Linked DNA regions of Homo sapiens: region 1 is linked to region 2. Evidence: read pairs that join two places in POLR2A ChIA-PET (ENCODE). Cell type or tissue: Caco-2. All regions are shown on one strand. Each heading gives the region's core, and the rest is flanking DNA. Links, peaks and the distances in the headings are about the cores only.

Evidence for each region. ChIA-PET counts read pairs that join two places held together with the same protein. Peaks named below come from ENCODE experiments on the same cell type or tissue, not always from the same donor. Only the 100,000 strongest peaks of a DNase experiment are listed, where the experiment ranks them.
Region 1: POLR2A ChIA-PET joins it to region 2 with 12 read pairs; 5 of 35 experiments call an interaction of 5 or more read pairs at or near these places.

Annotation. Positions count from the first base shown.
Region 1 is chr9:113,532,064-113,541,547 of GRCh38, forward strand. RGS3 (regulator of G protein signaling 3) reads left to right here. Exons shown (of 23, transcript NM_001394167.1): 17 at 4,733-4,855. Among named protein-coding and RNA genes, the nearest start is that of RGS3, 73 kb to the left of the region's middle. RefSeq lists enhancers at 3,957-4,708, 9,054-9,484. In Caco-2, for the core only: no CTCF peak of the experiment used is centred there; no DNase peak of the experiment used is centred there.
Region 2 is chr9:113,598,009-113,607,492 of GRCh38, forward strand. No RefSeq gene overlaps it. Among named protein-coding and RNA genes, the nearest start is that of RGS3, 140 kb to the left of the region's middle. RefSeq lists silencers at 908-1,074, 4,225-4,304 and an enhancer at 1,401-2,324. In Caco-2, for the core only: no CTCF peak of the experiment used is centred there; DNase peaks (open chromatin) are centred at 4,280 and 4,793.

The DNA.
Region 1 (9,484 bases), core at 822-8,821, 66 kb before region 2:
GGCCAGGGCCAGTGCATCTGAAAGGTCTGTGCTTGGCTGACCACCCCATAGTCAGGAGGCACCGTCTGAGTGAGTTATGTGAGGAAGCCTTCAGGGTGGCTTATGGCCTTGACCACAGAGCCTGCTATTGAGGGCACAGTGGGCATCAGTGTTGGGACTGACGAGTTGGATCACACCCTGGATTAAAAGAGATGGTTTACCTGTGAGGGAAGCCAGGAAGGTAATGAGTGTCCCCAATTTAGACAGATTTAGGCAGATGGGAATTCAGCCTCCCTGGAGGGAGCTGGCTTAGTGCTCTCTCTCTTGGCTTGGCCAAGAGAGAGAGAGACCAAAGCTTAGGTCTCCCGAAAATGTTTGCCCATCTAAGCCAGCCAGCTCTGCCCCCTGCCTTGGAAGCCTTCTGGGTCCTCTAGTATTACAGCTTCAAGCTCTGAGAGCCAGAGACCCAGCCCTACACTCTGCTGTTGAGACAGGCAATACGGTCACCATCTCAGGTGAAGAAATAATGGCTTTCCAAAGGAGATTCCCATGGGGCAGGGCAGCAGAGGGTGGTTCTTGTGGTGTCAGCAAAACAGGCATAATCATGGCTATTACCTTGCAGTGTCGTTGGAAGAAATGTCGAGGTATCACTGGTAAGGGGCTTAGCACTGTGCAGGGCATGGGATTTGAGGGGGCTGCCTCAGTATTGAGGGTAGGTGGCTCTCTCACTGTGAGAGGCCCTCCCAGGATGGGGGGAGCTCTTTCATACTTTTGTAGGGAGGGGGACACCATCCTGGAGCTTAGAGCAGTGGACAGTTATACAAAAAGCTGCCAGCGAACTCTGCAGCTGCTCTGAGACCCAGCTACCTACAGAATTTCTCCTGGAGGCTTTGCATTCTGGTCGCCTCTTGGTCCAGTCTGCAAGAGGGAGCATTCCTGCCAGCCACAGGTGTGGCAGCCTGACCAGGTGATGAGACCTCCCCAGGTGTTGGAGATGAGATCCCAGCATGTGGTTCTCCAAGGCTTTGAGCTGGAGCTCTGCTCCTCATTGGCGATGAGACTCAGGGAGGTCCTTAGCTGCTCTGAACCTTGGCCATTCCCTTCCATAAAATGGGGACAACAATCCATGCCCTTCCTGCCTCTTCACTGCATTGCCAAGATCAGCATGAGATCGTGGGTGGGAAAATTCTGTTTTTTTTTTTTTTTGAGACAGAGTCTCACTCTGTTACGCAGGCTGAAGTGCAATGGTGCGATCTCAGCTCACTGCAACATCCGCCTCCTGGGTTCAAGCGATTCTCCTGCCCCAGCCTCCCAAGTAGCTGGGATTACAGGTGCACACCACCATGCCTGGCTAATTTTTGTGTTTTTAGTAGAGACGGGGTTTCATCGTTTTGGCCAGGATGGTCTCAAACTTCTGACCTCAGGTGATCTGCCTGCCTCAGCCTTTCAGAGTGCTGGGATTGCAGGCATGAGCCACCGTGCCCAGCTGGAAAGTTCTTTTTAAAATTGATAATCAGACAAAAGGAATTATTAGTAAGGCAGAATTCCTGCTTCAGAACAGAAAGAAAAGAGGACATGGAGGCCCAGGGAGATTAAGGAATCTGCTGAAGCCCACCCAACTGGGTAGAAGCAGGGCTGGGAGGCTCGGGCCAGGGCCAGGGCCAGCTTCATGGAGTGATGGCCTTTCCAAGCTGGAAGGGACCACAGTTCCTGCCTCACCCCCCACCTTTACATGGGAACACTGGAGACAGGGAGCAGAGGGCCTTCTGGTCAGCATCTGCCTCACCCGGCTTCTCCCTGGGAAATCTTGGGGTCTTTTGCTGGCCATATCCTTCCCCTGCCATGGGCTAGAGGACTCTGGGCAGCGGAGGGAAGCTGTTGTTAAGTAGAAGCTCCAGGAGTGCCTCAGCGCACCACCCAGTTCCCTGAAACCAGCAGGCAGGGCTTTCTTTCCTCTTTCCCCAGATGCTCTTAGGAAGATCAACTTCTGAGCACTTTTGGGCCTGAGAGGAATGGCTGGCACTCAGCATGGGAAGTGCCCCCACTCTGAAGGGTGGCATTCCTGAGGGTTGGGTTGGATGCAGGGTAGAAGAAGTCCCTAGATATTATCAGCTGATGTGATAGTCCACCCCAGCTCAAGGCCTGCTTTCGCTGCTTCTGGAACAGCTTCTCCCAAACATTGTTTTTGCTGGCCCCTTCTTACCGTTCATGCCTTAGCTTGTGTGTTGCCCTTTCTAAGAGGCCTTTTCTGATCACCTCAAGTATGACCTCTCCCTTTATGACCTTGGTGACATTTTCACAAGTTGTAATTACAGTTGTCCCTCAGTATCCACCAAGGATTTGTTCCAGGACCCCACAGATACCAAAGTCCAAAGATGCTCAAGTCCTTGACACAAAATGGGGTAGTATTTAATATAACCTATACACATCCTTCCATGTACTTTAAATCATCTTTAGATTACTTATAATATCTAATACAATGTAAGTTCTGTATAAATAGTTGTTAAACTGTATTGTTTAGGGAATAATGGCAGGAAAAGAAATCTGTACATATGTAGTACAGATGAATTTTTTTTTTTTTTTTTTTTGAGACAAGGTCTGCCCTGTCGCCCAGGCTGGAGTGCAGTGGCACAATCATTGCTTACTGTAGCCTCAAGCTCCTGGGCTTCAGCAATCCTCCCACCTTATCCTCCCAAGTAGCTGGGACTACAAGCGCACACCACCACACCCAATTAATTTTTTTTTAAAACTTTTGGTAGAGACTGGGTCTCACTGTGTTTCCCAGGCTTGTCTGGAACTCCTGGGCGCAAATGATCCTCCTGCCTTGGCCTCCCAAAATGCTGGTTTACAGATGGGAGCCACTGTGACCAGCCTAAAATATTTTTTCAAATATTTTCCATCCTCTGTTGGTGGACTCCATGGTTGTAGAAACCATGGATAGGGAGGGCTGTATATTATTTCTTTAATTGTTTATTTGTATAAATAACAAATATTATTGTCTTTGCCCCTAACCTGAGAGCATGGGCTTAGTCTGTCTCATTTACCTCTTTATTTCCAATGCCTAGGACTGTCTCTGACACAGAGCAGGTGCTCAATAAATAGTTATTTTATTTTGTTTTTTTTTCGAGGCTGAGTCTTGCTTTGTCACCCAGGCTGAGTCTGGCTTTGTCACCCAGGCTGGGGTACAGTGGTGCGATCCTGGCTCACTGCAACCTCTGCCTGCCAGGTTCAAGTGATTCTCCTGCCTCGGCCTCCTGAGCAGCTGGGATTACAGGCACATGCCACCACGCTGGCTAATTTTTGTATTTTTAGTAGAGATGGGGTTTCAGCATGTTGGCCAGGCTGTTCTCGAACACCTGACCTCATGATCCACCCGCCTCGGCCTCCCAAAGTGCTGGGATTATAGGCATAAGCCACTGCGCCCAGTCAATAAATAGTTATTAAACAAATGAATTACTGAATAGTAATACTAGTGACTGTTTGTTGAGGCCTGATTGTTGTCCTCCTTGCTTGCCCTCCTAGTAGCTCTGAAAGCCAGGTGATGCCATTATATCCCCATTTCACAGGCAGCTTGGTACTTTCCTGAGGTTGACAGCTGGGAAGTGGCACAGCTGGGATTCAAACCAGGCCTGTCCAACTGCAAAATGAGAAAGGGCTGGATAGAAACACTGTCTTTTTTTTTTCTGTTCCAAGGGATCAGCTGATGCTCTTAGCTCCCTGGCTGAGTTCATCTAATCGCAGCCCTTTGGGGTTATAATCAAATTCTAGTGGAGGCAGACAGAGCTTGTACTCCCCTGATGAGAGTACCCGGTTGTGGGTGGCAACCCTGGGCATGTACCACCATCCCTACCCCGCCCCTAGCACACTCTGCTTTAGGGGTGGCTCTCTGGGTCCTTGAAGCTCCCTGGTGCTTGTGCCAAAGCTGACCTGGATTTGACCTTATCCCAGAAGTCCTTCCTGGCAACCAGAGCTTACCAAGGCCATTGCTTGCTAAGCACTATATGAGGCCTAGATGAAAAAGGCCTTTCTAGGAGGGGTTTGTAGTTTAGTTGGGGAGACGAGACTGTAGTACTTAACAAGGTTGAATAGCGAAGCGGGACCTAAATGTCAGCAGTGCCTGGGATGTTGCTGCCCTCGAGTGAGCTGAACAGTCACAGATTAGACCAAGATCATGTGCTGGGCAGTGGGGCTGCAGAGGGCCACATGACTCTGCCCGTCAAAGACTTTCCAAAGGACCCTGAGTTGCTGTTTGGGTTCTGTTGGTATGCCCGTCCAACCACCCGTTCAGCCTTGGCCTTGGGATCAGAGAAGAGCGCTGTGAGGAAGATGGGTTCTGTGAGCCAGGGGAGGTGGGGAGGGTTCCTGGCTCCACAGAGAATCAGCCTGAGGCCCTGGCCCTCTGGGCTTCCCACGTGCTCCCTCAGCTGCTGCTTTGTGCTGCCTGCCCCTGGGGGTGACCTCATCGGCTCTGTCCTGCTCTCCACAGGCCTCTGCTGTGTTGGGAGCCACTGCCTTCCTCCCCTCCCCCAACCTGTGGGCCCACAGCTCGCCAGCTGGCCCTTGAACCCACTTCCCTGCGCCTCTGGCTGCCTCAATGTCACTGGGGATTAGTGTGCATTTGCGGCTTTTGGCGGACACTCCCCTCCTGGCTGCAGCCTCACCCTCTGGAGCCCAGGGATGGGCTTGGGCCTGGGAGCCCCCTGAACCAGGGAGCAGCCCTGACCGTCCGTTTCTCTATTTTCCCTGACGTCAGAAGGCAGAGTGCTTATTCACTTTGGAAGCGCACTCGCAGGAGCAGAAGAAGAGAGTGTGCTGGTGCCTGTCGGAGAACATCGCCAAGCAGCAACAGCTGGCAGCATCACCCCCGGACAGCAAGGTAAGGGCCTTGACAGTGGCTGTGGCCTGGCTGCCTCGTTTCCCCTCAGCCAGCCTAGACCCTTGAGCCTCTGCATTGAGCTGGGGGCCAGCCTGAGCTTCCAACTTGGCTCTGGGCAATGAGCTCTTGGCAAGCGGGGACCTGTGCCCGAATGTCTCTCCCCCTTGGCATGTCATTGGGTCTGCTGAGTGGGTCTGACAGTGCTCGTGTAGAGCGACAGAGCCAAATTAAGCGTGGCCCATCAGTTCTGCACTCTGTTCTTCGGTTTGCCTATGGCAAGGTTTAATTCGGGCTGGCCTCCCTGATGCTGCCTGGCATGCGTTCACCTCTGCCATTGGGTAGCCTGTGCCTGGGGGCAGCACACTGGTGTTTAACATTGGCCCCAGGCGGATGCGATAGAGGGGATGTTTGCGGCAGAAGCTGTTGTATGCTGTATAGTTCCATGTGGGCCAGAGCCAAGTAGAGCTGAGTGTGGACTGCTGGGGTCTGGGGACTGGCTGGCAGGAGCACCGGGGAAGATTAGAGACTCCCAGGGGAGGCTGTTCTGGGCTGGGCACTGCTCAGCCCATCCAGTGCCTGGGGAGAGGGGATGGGATAGGAGCTGGACCACACAGCCTTCCCCTTTGACACTCCGATGCCAGCCACAAAGTACAGTTATATTACCCCATTTGTGAGTCATTCAGGTCCCTTCTTTTGCTAAAAGTGCTGGCCATTTGGGAATTGGGTCTGGTTGGCTGCAAAAGTTGCTGAGGTGGTTGCTCTGCTGGATCTGGGCGAAGAGGAGAGATGAAAGAAAGCTGCAGCCTGTAACTTGCTGGCCTTTTCACTTCTCCCTGGTGCAGTCAGTCCCCTATGCCATGGGCAGCAGGCCTATGCAGGGGGCAGTTGGGGGGCAGGCCTGCTGAAGCAGGAGGTAGGGAAGAGGCAGTTGGCAGCCTCTTCTGAGGGCCAGAGGTGGACAGCAGCTCCCCAGCTATTCCCGAAAGGAGTGAGGATCTGAGAATTACATCATCTTAGCTGTGAACGTTCTCTTGTTTTACACTAGCTAGTGGCAAGAATAACTTGGATGAGGGAAGACAGTAGGAAAAGCACGGACTTCTGAGCCACCCTCTACCACCAACTGGCAGTGGGAACTTGGGCAAGTCACTTTGCTGCTCTGTACTTTGATGTCCCCATCAGTAACCTGGGACAATAGTCCTTCCCTCAAAGGGTTGTTGTGAGAATGAAATGAGAGGGTGCATATACGGGCTATAGCACAGTGCCTGGTATGCAGTAGGCACTCACTCAACCATAGCTGTGGGGAATGCATTGCCCCCTGCCCAGCCCCAGGTGGTTTGTTGCAGCACTGGCTGGTTGCCACTGTCAGGTTCTTCTACTGAGCAGAGACCTGTCCCCATGCCTATAGGCTGCCCTGCCCCACTGATCCTGGGTTGGTCACAGTCAGAATCCAGGCCGCTTCCTCTTCATTGGGGTGGCCTCTGGGACGTCGAATGGCTGAACCTATGCCCCAGTTTTTTTTCCTTTGGGCTTGTGCCTCCTTTTCTGGGGGAAAGAGCTCTTTGTGCCTCGCTCTCAGAGTTTGCTGACTCTGGAGTGTGTTAGCAGCAGCCTTCTCAATACCTTGGAGAATCTCTCCATCTTCAGGTTTGGGAGGCCAGAGGGTGACTGAAGGCAGGCTGTTTCTGAGGCAGGTTGTGGTCCCTGTAGGGCTTTGGGCTTGGCTGGCTGACCCTGGAACGGCCCAAGGGTTTGAGGCCTGGCTTCAGGGCCACACTAGAATGTATGGGAATCCTGAGCAGAGCAGTTTGGACACCTCTTCAAATCCAAACTCTTCAAACGCGTGTTCCATGGAGAAGCTGTGTGCTGGACAGGAGAAGGATGAAGGAGGGGGCCCAAGTGCTGGGACAGCCTCAGAATTACCTCCCGGGCCTAAGAACTGGGCCTGGAGCCACACTGGCATACCCCACTTGGGCCACCCTCCTAAGAAGGCCATGATGTAGCTGTCTTTTGTCAGGCTGGCCCTAGAGGTCTCACTGCTCAAAATTCCCCATCCCTATCACCACCATGCACATGCAAAGAGTCTTAGCAACTTACTCCTTCTAGACACTTATGGAATGCTCCCTGAGAGGAATTCCAGTAAATAGATTCTCTCCAGCCCTAGGTAGTTCTAGCAATGCTTTAGCAACCTCACTGACAGGGCCCGCCTGGCTTTCCAGCTGGTCCACAGCATTGTCCACTTGCGCTCAGTTCCGTCAGTTCCTGGCAGCCTCGGGGTGACCAGGAACCTCTTTACCAAGGGCTGGCCACTAAGGTCTCCATCTCTAGGGCAGAAGAGGAAGGGCCAAACGGAGCCCGGAGGCTGGCTGCTTGCTCTTCAGGTATAAGGGTCCTGCTGGACCGATTTGCTCTGAGATGGAGTGTCGCTCTGTCACCCAGGCTGGGGTGCAGTGGTGCGATCTCAGCTCGCTGCAGCCTCTGCCTCCTGGGTTCAAGCGATTCTCATGGCTCAGCCTCCCGAGTAGCTGGTACCACAGGCACATGCCACCATGCCTGGCTAATTTTTTTATTTTTAGTAGAGATGGGGTTTCACCATGTTGGCCAGGCTGGTCTCGAACTCCTGACCTCAAGAGTAGCACACCTTTGAATGCCTTTTCTGTGTTCTTTCTGTGGATGCTCCACCTTCTGCTGAACAAAGGAAAACACTGCCTAGACCCCCACCCCACCCCTGCACCACCCAAATGCCTCTCTGGGAAAAGGGGGTTTGTAAGGCAACTCCCCAAACTCCCATGCTCTTTTCAAGAGTGTCTGCTGACACCCAGATGTGGGGGATTCTTTAAATGTCTTAAGGAATGTAAAGCTCTTCCCAAATTCACAAAACGTAATAAGTGCAATTTACCTTGAAGATGAAATATATGCTTGTTGGGAAGGTAGAGGGAGTCAGGGGAAGATGGACTTAAAGAACAGTTGGGAGGTCACTCCCTTGCTGTGGGACCTTCAGCAGCCGCTGGCTGCTGTGGTGTCAGTAGTCCCATCTGGGCACTGGGCCCGTGGCTCTTTCTATCTCTCCAAGCTTTGTGATTTTCGTGAAAGCTGAGGGCCGGGGGCCATCTAGTATCCATTTTTTGTAGAAATAAATGAACTACTTTCTCTCTTGTCTCAACTTCCTACTCCTGTTCATCACCCGCTCCTTCCTTTTCAGAGCTCTGCCCCTCTGTTGCTTCATTATCTGTAGCTGGGGGGCGCCTACCTTTCTTCTTCTGCCTGGGAATCCTTGTACTAAACTCCCTGCATGGGGACTGCTGCGAGGCTTCTAATCTAGAATAACTCAGAGCTGGGCCCACCTGTGGCCATTCAGGTTCTAAGCTAGAAGGGAGAGACAATTATATATTCTTTTGATTATTCAAGCAAATATACATAATAAATGCCTTCTCAGTGCCAGATACTGGTTTAGATCCTTTGGGATCACAGAGATGAATGAGACCTGGTCCCTGTCGCTATGGAATTCTCCTAATAGGAGAGAGATGAGGAGGGCACTGGAGTGGTGATCTAAGCATGAAAGCCATGCTTGCGGGTCCTAAGAAGGATCCAGTGGGGTCCTGGCTATCCAAGCATCATCCGTGCCGTGAGCCTCCTGCTCAGTACCCTTCATGTGCCTGGTGCTGGGCTGGGCTCCAGGAAGCCTTCTGAGAAGCATGGAAACCAAGCCTTTAGGATGAGAAGGGCAGACACAGTGCAGTGGGGCCTGGCCCCATTCTCAGGGCAGGTCCTGTGCTCCACGGGGAGGGACGCACAGAGCAATCCATCACCCCCTTTCCTCGGGAGATCACAGTCTGGTGGCAGAGACAGACATGACAGATAGTTCAAAGTAACACAGTAAGCAATGTGACCTCAGGTGAGCCAGTTAGCCTCTCTGAGACTCAGTTTTTGCATCAGTAAAGTGGATGGATTAAGAGGCTTCTTGTGAGGATTGAACTCAGGATGTGCTTTGCAAAGTGGCATGCAAGAGGAGCTCTGAACTAGCCGCTATCGTTCTCACTGTCATGGTTTTAAAGTGCTGTCCATATGGGAAGATTCATCGGGGGCCTTGTTCATTGAAGCTGCTGCTGGTGCTCGGAGCACATATGACAACTGCTCCATGTCACTTCCTGGTAGACATCTGCCATATTCCAGGGGCCCAGGCAGGGAAACTGAGGCCTCCTTGTCTGCTCTGGCTCTAAGACTTCTCCCAGATGTGACGGTGAGGTGCGTGCCACCTTGTCATCTCCACTGGGGCCACTAGAGACAGCCCTGGAGATGCCAGGGTGTGTGAGTGCCTTAGAAAGGAACAGAGGCAGGTCCTGCAGTCAGGCAGCCCGGCCTGAGTAGACAGCGAGCTAATTCCAGTTCTGTCTGGTTCCACAGAAACTCCACCCTTTCGGCTCTCTCCAGCAGGAGATGGGGCCGGTCAACTCAACCAATGCCACCCAGGATAGAAGCTTTACCTCACCAGGACAGACTCTGATTGGCTGAGCAAACCCAAGGGCGGGACTCTGCTTCTGGCAACTTAACCCTTTCTTGGGCATCCCCTACCACACAGTAACCTCACCTCAACTGGACCTGAAACAGAGGACCAAGATGGTGGGTCTAGGG
Region 2 (9,484 bases), core at 684-8,683:
GACAGGGAAGGTCACGTAGCCAGCAGGTGGCAGGGGTTCAGCCCAAGTCTGACTGTCTGCAAAGCCTGGGCTCTGCCGGCTACAGGATGGAGTCCTTGCTTATCGCCAGCTGGCCACATGTCTTTCAGCAAGTTCCTTCAATTCTCTGCCTCGCCACACCCTGAGGTTTGAATAGAACTTTCACGTGGTGCAGGGATGGCTGGTGAAGGTAGACGGGGCCAGAATCTCAGGAAGGGTGGTGGTGGGCTTATGGAGGCCTCTGGGCAGAAGGAACAGCTGTGGAGACAGGAGATAGGACTCACAGAGTCTTTCTGTGGCCCTGGGTAAGGCTTTCCCCACTGTGCCTTTGTTTCCCCTCCTACCTAACAGAAGATGCGAGTTTAGGAAAGGCCCAGGGCATCCTTCAAGGGAGGACCTGGGCCACTTGCCTAGAAGTGGGCAGAAGAGGCCCAGAGTCCAGGCCAAGCTGAAGGCAAAGCTGACCCCACATATATAACCTCCCAGGGGCCAGGGCATGGCCCAGGGTGGGGTCTGGCTCAGCAGGGCTGTCTTAGATTAAGCTAGATGGAGTTGATGCAGGAGGAGCTGGGCCCCGTCTCCTTGGATCTTGTTCCCTGCCTGGGGTCCTGCAGACTTGGAGCTGCAGACGACATGGGGCTGTACAGCTCCCTCCTCCCTGCCTCCCCTTACTCATCTCCCTGGGCAAGGCCAGCCCTGTTGGCCCCTCTGCACAGTGAGAGGATCAGAATTGTTGGTCTCTGGAGGCCTTCAGGGAGTTGGACTGAGCCCTCTTCAGGGTTACAGGGGACTAGAGCCAGGGCCTGGGTGTGGAGCAGAAGCTGAGCAGGGCTTCATCAGGAGGAAGAGGTGGGCTGTCTGACTGCCGCTCTGACCACACCTGACTTTTCCTGCCCCGCTTGCAAATGGGACCCCTAATGCTTGCTCACCCTTGAAACCCATTTGGAAGAATCTTCTGTGCAACAACAGTAGCCTAGGTCAGCAGAGAACCCCCTTCCCTCTGCTCCCCGGCAGCCGTGGCCTCTCCTTGACTAGCCCGTACTGAGTCAGGCATGGGTTTTTCTGTCTCCAAAGGCTTTGGAATCAGGCAATCCTGGGTTTGAGTCTTGTCTTTGCTACTGACTTGCTCTGTAACCTTGGCAAGTCACTGCCCATCCCTGAGCCTGCAAAAATGGGGATGATTCTATTGTCTTCTCAGTGCTGGGATGAACAGCCAGTGAGCCAGTTCTGCAGAAAGGTCCTAACCTGGGGCCAGGTATACCGTAGGTGCTTGATACATGTTGGCACCAGAGGGTGAGCCCCTCCAGGAGTGGTGCTGGGTCTTTCTCCAGGACCTGGCAATGAGTGTCATTGGGCTTTATAAACTGTGAAGAGCTTTCCCACTGTAGAGATTCAGTGTCTCACAGAGGCTGGAAGGGCCTGGGAAGAGTCGTGCTTCTAATTCTGAACAAGGGCACCTTCCAGGTTTTTTCCAGGCCTGAGATTTGGGGACCTGACAGCTGGGAAAACTGGGGCCCAGGGAAGACTATAATACTACTCCCTACTCCCCCAAAATGGTAGAGGCAGTACTGGGTCTGAGCCCAGGACTTCCCTGCCTGACCTGGCCTCTCTCGCATCTTCTGCTGGGAGGAGCCACTGGGTCCACAAGGAGACCCACCTTTCCAGTTCTTTATATTCTAGGGATTCAGTTTAGGGCCAGGCCTTCCCTCTTCCACCTTCCCAACCTCCTGGTTCCCAGAGTTGCCATGGAAACCAAAGTCCGGGAGAACAAAGTCAGGCAGATGGAATTCCCATTTCGGAAGGCCCCACTGCCTGGTTTCCATTACTCACACCCTGGTTCCCTTGGCCTCCGAGTGGCTTTGGCTGTGCAGAGCAGCTGGAGGGCAGACTAGAAAGGCGTCTGGGTCCCCCTGCCCTGGGCCCTGCCTGGGCTCCCTGGAGGACCTTGGGTACATTCTCTGCCCGCTTAGGCCTCAGTTGCCTCATCTGTACAGTGTCATTTGGGCTGGTTCCCATTTTCTTTCACAGGAGAGGAAGGAGCAGTGCTCTCTAGTCTCTGGCAATTCCAGGCGGTCAACGTGGGATCACAGAGCTGTGATGTCATTTCAACCAGCTCCTCCCCATCCCACAGATGGGAAGACTGAGGGGAGGGAAGGGAAGCAGCACTCTTCACTGTAGAGCTGAAGGGCCTTGGAGTCAGGCTCTGGGGCTCAGTCTCTGGCTCCACCATTTACTAATGGCTGCAAACCTTTGAAGAAGTCATGTACCCTCTCCTTCCCTCCGCTTTCTCATCTATAAATTGTGCGCATTGGCACTTACCCCAGAGTTGCAATGACTAAGCGAGGTCGTGCATGCAACAAGTTTAGTTCAGTGCATGGCGTGGGGTAGGTGCTTCATAACCGTGAGCTGCTGTTAGCGATCTCATTATTCAAGGTCACAGGTCACATTCTCCACTTGCCCAGGCCTGAGAAGATGGGGGGGGCCTTTGGTCTCAGACCCCAGATCCTTGTCCTTCCAGGAACAGTTTTGCTGGAGGACAAAGCCAGCCAATTCCAGGGAGTAAGTGAGAAACAGCCTGTTCCCGTACTGCTGCCCAGTCTTGGCCCTGCTGGGAGCAGTTGGGGTCAGCTGGCAAATAGGTTGTGGTGGGTGGAGAGGCAAGAGGGCACAGCAGTGCCACTCAGTTGGATGCCAGCAGGAGGGGGTGCCACTCAGTTGGATGATAGCTGCCGAGGTGCCAACTGCAGCCAGGCTCCTGGTGGGAGAGTCAAGTCCCTCATGCTCTCGGCCTCTGCCATGTGAGTGACGTGCTCTCTTGACCTGTCTTGGGCCAGCTATGACCTCCCAGACTCTCCAGCTTGGAAGAGACCATTGAGTCTAAACTGCTGCCCAGCACTTAGGACCCCAGAGTTTCTGCTTGATTCCTTCCATGATGGAGCTCAGGAGGGCCTGGGAGCCCCTTGGGGGTTCCAAAGTTCTCTCCATCTGAAGTCGGGTCCTGGGGCAGGGTGGGGAAGGAGGGATAGGTTAGTCCTACCCCTGCAGGTCTCCTGCCCAGGCAGCCACCTCTGGACCCACCAGATTCTCCAGCTTCACTCCTCCCTGCTCCTCTCGCTTGCACCAAACTCTCAGCTCCCCACCCTACCTCCCTGCCTCTGCACCCCCTTGTCCCTTAACCTACTGTCCCCTCCCCAAACTCTTCCCACTGACATCCCACCCCTGAAGGCCTCTCTGCTTCACCTCCCTTCCTGCCCAAACCTCAGGCTCCTGGCGACTCCTCCACAGCCCCACCGCTCCCTCAGAGCTCTCAGGCCCTCAAGCAATGGACCTGACAGGGGTCTCAAAGAAGCCACCTGTTGGTTGTTGTTTTGCTAACAACTGGCAACATTTGTGGAACATCTGGCTTTGCCTGTCCTCTCCCTAGCCAGGGAAGGGAGGAGGAAAGTGGTGCCCCCTTCCTTGGGTGGGAGGAGGCAGTGGGGGATTGAGGAACAGCTGTGGGACTGATCCCATCTGCCGGGTACAGAAGAGAGTGGAGGCATGGCTGGGGGTGGGGAGGGCAGTGCCAGGTGGCAGGTAGATATAGGAGCCAGGACCACGCAGAGGCACACACCACGCATTCCATGCCTCATTGCCATCGATCCTCACAAAGCCCTGGGAGGAAGGGCTGAGTATTATTTTCAGTTTACAAATGAGAAAATTAGGGTTCAGAGAAAGTGGACAGCCCATCATGGCTGAACAGGGATGGGGACCTCTATCCCTGACTTCCAGGCAGCCTCAGCCAGGGCTTTCCAAAAGAATCCACACCTGCAGCCAGTCTGTGAGACTTAGTGGTTCAGCTGGAGTTGCAGATGGGGGCTTTTGATGCTGGTTCTCTTTGGCTTGTGGGCAGAATTTTTCTAAGGAAGTCCGAGGAATAGGTGAGTTTATGAATGTGCGGATGTCCGGTCCTGCAAGGAATCTCAGTTCTCAGAACTGTGTGACAAGTTGCTTTACCTCTCCGAGCCTCTGTTGTTTTAACTATGAAATGGGAATAATAATTCCACCTCCTGGGACTCGCGTGGACTTGGCAGGTTTACGAATATGTGTGAACCCTCAGCACAAGGCCAGGCACAGAGGGAGTGTGCCCTGCGGGGCAGAGGGAGGGAGGCTGGTCCAGGAGGCACTGTCGGGCCAAGCCCCAACCAGCTGTGCAGGAGGAAGCTGCCCCCGCATCTGCTCCAAGGCAGTGACTCAATGACACGACATGGGCAGGGCCCCAAGGGGGCGGGGTTTGGGCCCTAGGTTCCACATGGGCTCAGCGGGGTCCTGCCTGCCTGCTGTTTCAAAGGCAACCAAATAGCATCTGCCTCATCAGGTAGCTGGCCTGGCAGTCAGGAGTTCTGGGCTTTGAGCTCAGATCTGTCCCAAACCTCTGTGTGACCCTGGATGAGGCCCCTCTCTGCTCTGGTCCTTGGCTTCTTCTCTTGACACACAAGGAGAATCCAGCTTTTCCTCCTGCGTGAGGACCTTCGGAAGGGGCAGATGGTGCTCTGTGGGGGTGTGGGGGGCTGGGATCCAGGCCAAGCTGCCTCTGTACGCGGCGGGGTGTGTGTGCACGTGCGTGCGTATGCACAAGTGTATGTGAGCTGTGTATTCGAGTTGCTAGGGCTCTTTTTAGCTGCTTCCCAGGGGACTGGAAGGCCTACTTGGATGGAGCAGTCTGTTTATCAAGGAGCTCCACAGTCTACAGGGTTCATGCCCCTGGGGACACTGCCCTCTGTGTCCTCCAGCCAGGCTGGGGACCTGATCTGCTGGTTTTTCACAAGCTCCTGCCCTTGAGGCAAAGTCCATCCCCACTTTTTACCCCCAGCACACACAAACACAGCACCTGCTGGAGCCACCCCTCTCAGGGGATTCAGCTCAGTTTGCTATCCCCAGGGAGATATAAAAAAGAAGGGCCTGAACAAGGCACAGCCGATGCCCGCCCCCAGACTGGAGGGGAATACAGCCTCCAGTCTGGGAATATAAGTCCAGTTCCACTGCCGATCTGTCTGTGGCAAGTCCCTTTCCTCGCTGGGCCTCACTTTCCCCATCTTAAAAATGGGTGGGGCGTGTTCAAAGTGCTCTCTAGGAGCCATCCGACTCTGATGCCTCAGGCTGTATAGCTTTTCCTTCTGAGGTGCTATTGCAGCAGGAACTGGCTTGCTCTCGAGTTCTGTCCATTCCAAGGAAGGGGAGGGTGGTAACTGGGGGCTTGGGCTTTGGAGGCTGACAGACCTGGGCTTGAGTCCAGGTTCAGATGATTCTTTATTGCGTGACCTTCGGCAAGTCGCTTAACCTCTCTGGGCCACTGTTTCCACATTTATAAAGAGTTAAAGAGATTATAACCAGTTAATAATAGGTGTTACCTAGTACAGTTGTTGTGATCAAATAAAAGCAGGGGTGAACTATTTGCATTCAGCCCTGCTGGTCTGCCTTCTGGTCCTCGAATGCACCACGCTTCCTTCCATTTGGGGCCTTTCACGTGCAGTCCTCCCTCCCTGGAACACTCTTTCCCCTGCTCCCTTAGTTAATGACGATGAGGAGGAGGAGGATGAGGATGATAGCTAACATTTAATATTTTCCAGGCACTGTGCTAAGTACTTGACTGACATTTTCTTTTTTTATGCTCCCCAAAATCCTGGGAGTTAAGAGCTATTATTATTAATCACTACAGCCTAGTGCCCCGAGGCCAGGCCTGAGGACAGATTGCTCAGGGGAACTCCCAGCTCTTCCACTTAGTTGTGTAAACTCGGGCAACTTACTTCACTTTCTGGGTCTCAGTTTACCCAGTACTCAGTATCAGGCTGGGCTTGCTCTGAAGCCTGTGCTCTTGAGTAGTAGGCTGTATTCCTCCCCCTCTTCTCCAGAGCTTGGTTTAGATGTCACTGCCTCAGGGAAGCCTTCCCTGATAACCCTGACTATAAGAGGGCCCCTGCTGACTGCTCCCAAAGCCTCCTGCTCCTCCTCTTTCATGGCTCTTGTCACAGGTTGTAATTACACACACGCATATGTTCATTCATCGCTGTCTCTTCCTTTCAAGCTTAAGCCCCTTGGGGCAGGAACCCTGTCCGTCTTCTCACTGTATCCCCAGGCTTATCAATCACAGTGCCTGGCGCATGGTAGGTGCTTAATAAATACTTATTTATTGGATAAAAGGCCATATATTGCTTAGCATGGTGGGTTGCACAGGACAAGCCCATGAACAAAAAGTCTGGATAAGAAGCCACTGCATGAGTAAAGATTGAGTTCTGTTGTAAGTGACAAAAACACAAGGTAGAAGTTTCTCTCTCTCCCATAAAGGAAACTCAGGTAGAAGCAGCCTAGTGCTGGCATGGCCTTTTCGTGATCATCAGGAACCCTGATTTTGTCTGTTACTTTGCCGTCCTCAAAATGTAGCTTCCACTTCCTGTCCAAGATGGCTGCTTGAGCTCCAGCCATCACGCAAGGCTGGAGGCCAAGAAAGAGGGGGTAAAAGGTAAATTGCAGTTATGTCTTAGAGAAGGTGCTCAGAAACTGTCACATGACACTTTCCCTTACACCCCATTGGCCAGAACTGAGCACATGGCCACACTTGTTTAGAAGGAGGCTGGGAGCAGTGGCTCACACCTGTAATCCCAACACTTTGGGAGGCCGAGGTGGGAGGATCACCTGAGGCCAGGAGTTTGAGGCCAGCCTCACTAGGAGCCTCACTATGGATAACATAGTGAGACCCTGTCTCTACAAAAAATAAAAAACTCAGCCAGGCATGGTAGTGAACTCAGGAGGTTGAGACGGGAGAAACCCTTGAGCCCAGGAGTTCAAGACTGCAGTGAGCTATGATGGTGCCACTGCACTCAAGCCTGGGTGACATAGTGAGACCCTGTCTCTGAAAATAAATAAGTAAATAAATGAGAAGAGGGAAAGCTGAGAAATGTAGTGTTAATCTAGACAGCCATGTGACCAGATAAAAATCAGAGGTTCTGTTACTCTGGGGTAATACAAAGGCTGAGCAGATGTTGGGGACGACTAGCTGTCTCCGCCACTGTCATCAATGACAGACATCCATTCTCGTAAGGCTATGGAGAGGAAGTGGGGCAAGTGGGCATGTGTCAGTTAACTATTGATACAACAGTGCTGCAAAACAAACCACCCCAGGCCGGGCGCAGTGGCTCACGCCTGTAATCCCAACACTTTGGGAGGCCGAGGAGGGGGCGGATCACTAGAAGTCAGGAGTTAAACACCAGCCTGGCCAACATGGTGAAACCCTGTCTCTACTAAAATATAAAAATTAGCCAGGTGTGGTGGCACACGCCTGTAATCCCAGCTACATGGGAGGCTGAGGCTTGAACCCAGGAGGTGGAGGTTGCAGTGAGCCAAGATTGCGCCACTGCACTCCAGCCTGGGCGACAAAGCAAGATTTCATCTCAAAAATAAGTAAATAAGATAAATAAATAAATAAATAAAACCCACCCCAAAATACACTGGCCTCAAATAACAATAACTTATTCTCTCTTATGCTTCTGTAGTCAACCGACCTAGGAAGAGCTGGGTGGGACATGACCCCTCCCTGTGGGCTGGGCTCAGAACTACTCACTGTAACTTTTCCTGGAGGCAGAAGGGTCAGGGTCTACCTGGGGAAAGTTCTCACTGCAGTGAAAGCACGTGTGTGTTTTTTAAACTTTTAAAGTTTAAAATAATTATATATTCACAGGAAATTGCAAAGATAGTATAGCGAGGTCTCATGTACCCTTCACCTAGTGTGCCCCAATGAACACATCTTACATAATTATAGTACAATATCAAAAATTGAAATTGACATTGGGACAATACGTATGTACAGTTCTATGTCATTTTATCACCTGCAGATTTGTATAAACACCACCGCAATCAAGACATGGAACTATTCCATCACCACAAAGACCTCCCTCGATACCCTTTTATAGGTACACCCATTCCCCACCCCTAACCCCTCGCAACCACTAATCTGTTCTCCATCTATGTAATTTTGTCATTTCAAGAATGTGATATAAATGGAATTGTACAGTATGTGACCTTTTAAGATTGTCTTTTTTCACTCAGTATAACGTCCTTGAGCTTCATCCAAGATGTTGTGGGTATCCTATTTATGTTGCGTTCAATCCTATTTATTGCTGAGTAACATTCTGTGGTATGGATGTACAACCGTTCGTTTAGCCATTTGCCTCTTGAGGGACATTTTGGTCATTTCCAGTTTGGGGCTGTTACATATAAAGCTGCTGTGAACTGTTGTGGAGAGAGTTTTGTGTGGATGTAACTTCTCATTTCACTGGGATAAATGACCAGGAGTGCAATTGCTGGGTTGTACAGTAAGTATAGGTTTAGTTTTTAAGAAACTGCCAACTATCTTCCAGAGTAGCTGTACCATGAGAGATCCAATGTTTCTGCATTCTTGCCAGCATTTAATGTTGCCCCAGTGTTTTATTTTAGCTGTTCTAACAGATAACGTGGTGATTTTCATCCGGGTCTTAATTTGCATTTTCCTAATGGCTGGTGATACTGAACATCTTTTCATGTGCTATTTGCCATCTGTATATCCTCATTGGTGAAATGTCTTTCCATGTCTTCTGCCCATTTTCTAATTAGATTGTTTGCTTTTTTTACTGTTGAGTTTTGAGAGCGCATACAGTCTATGTATGAATGCTTTGTCAGATATACGATTTGCGAATAATGTGCTCAGTCTGTAGCTTGTCTTTTCATCCTTCTAACGGTGTCTTTTGCAGAGCAAAAGTTTTGACTGTTGATGAAGTACAATTTGTCCTTTTTAAAAAATGGATCATGCTTTCCTTGTTGTCTAAGAGCTTTCCACTAAGCCCTAGGAGCTGTACAGGTAGTGGGGCTGTTACATATAAAGCTGCTATGAAGTATTGTAGAGAGAGTTTTGTGGGGACATAACTTTTCATTTCTCTGGGATAAATGACCCAGGAGCGCAATTGCTGGGTTGTACAGGAAAATCCTGAAGATTTTCTCCTATGTTTTCTTCTGAACGTTGTATTGTTTCACATTTAAATCTTTGATCTAGTTTGAGCTAATTCTCATACGATGTGAGGTTTAGGTTGAGGTTCTTTTTTTTTTTTTTTTTGCCTAAGGATAGCCAATGGCAGCCGGGCGCAGTGGCACATGTCTGTGATCCCAGCACTTTGGGAGGCCGAGGCAAGTGGATCACCTGACGTCAGGAGTTTGAGACCAGCCTGGCCAAAATGGTGACACTCTGTCTCTACTAAAAATACAAAAATTAGCCAGGCATGGTGGTGGGTGCCTGTAATCCCAGATACTCAGGAGGCTGAGGCAGGAGAACAGCTTGAACCTGGAAGGCGGAGGTTGCAGTGAGCCGAGATCACGCCATTGCACTCCAACCTGGGCAGCGAGAGTGAAACTCTGTCTCAAAAAAATAAAAAATAAAAAAGGATAGCCAATGGCTTCAGCA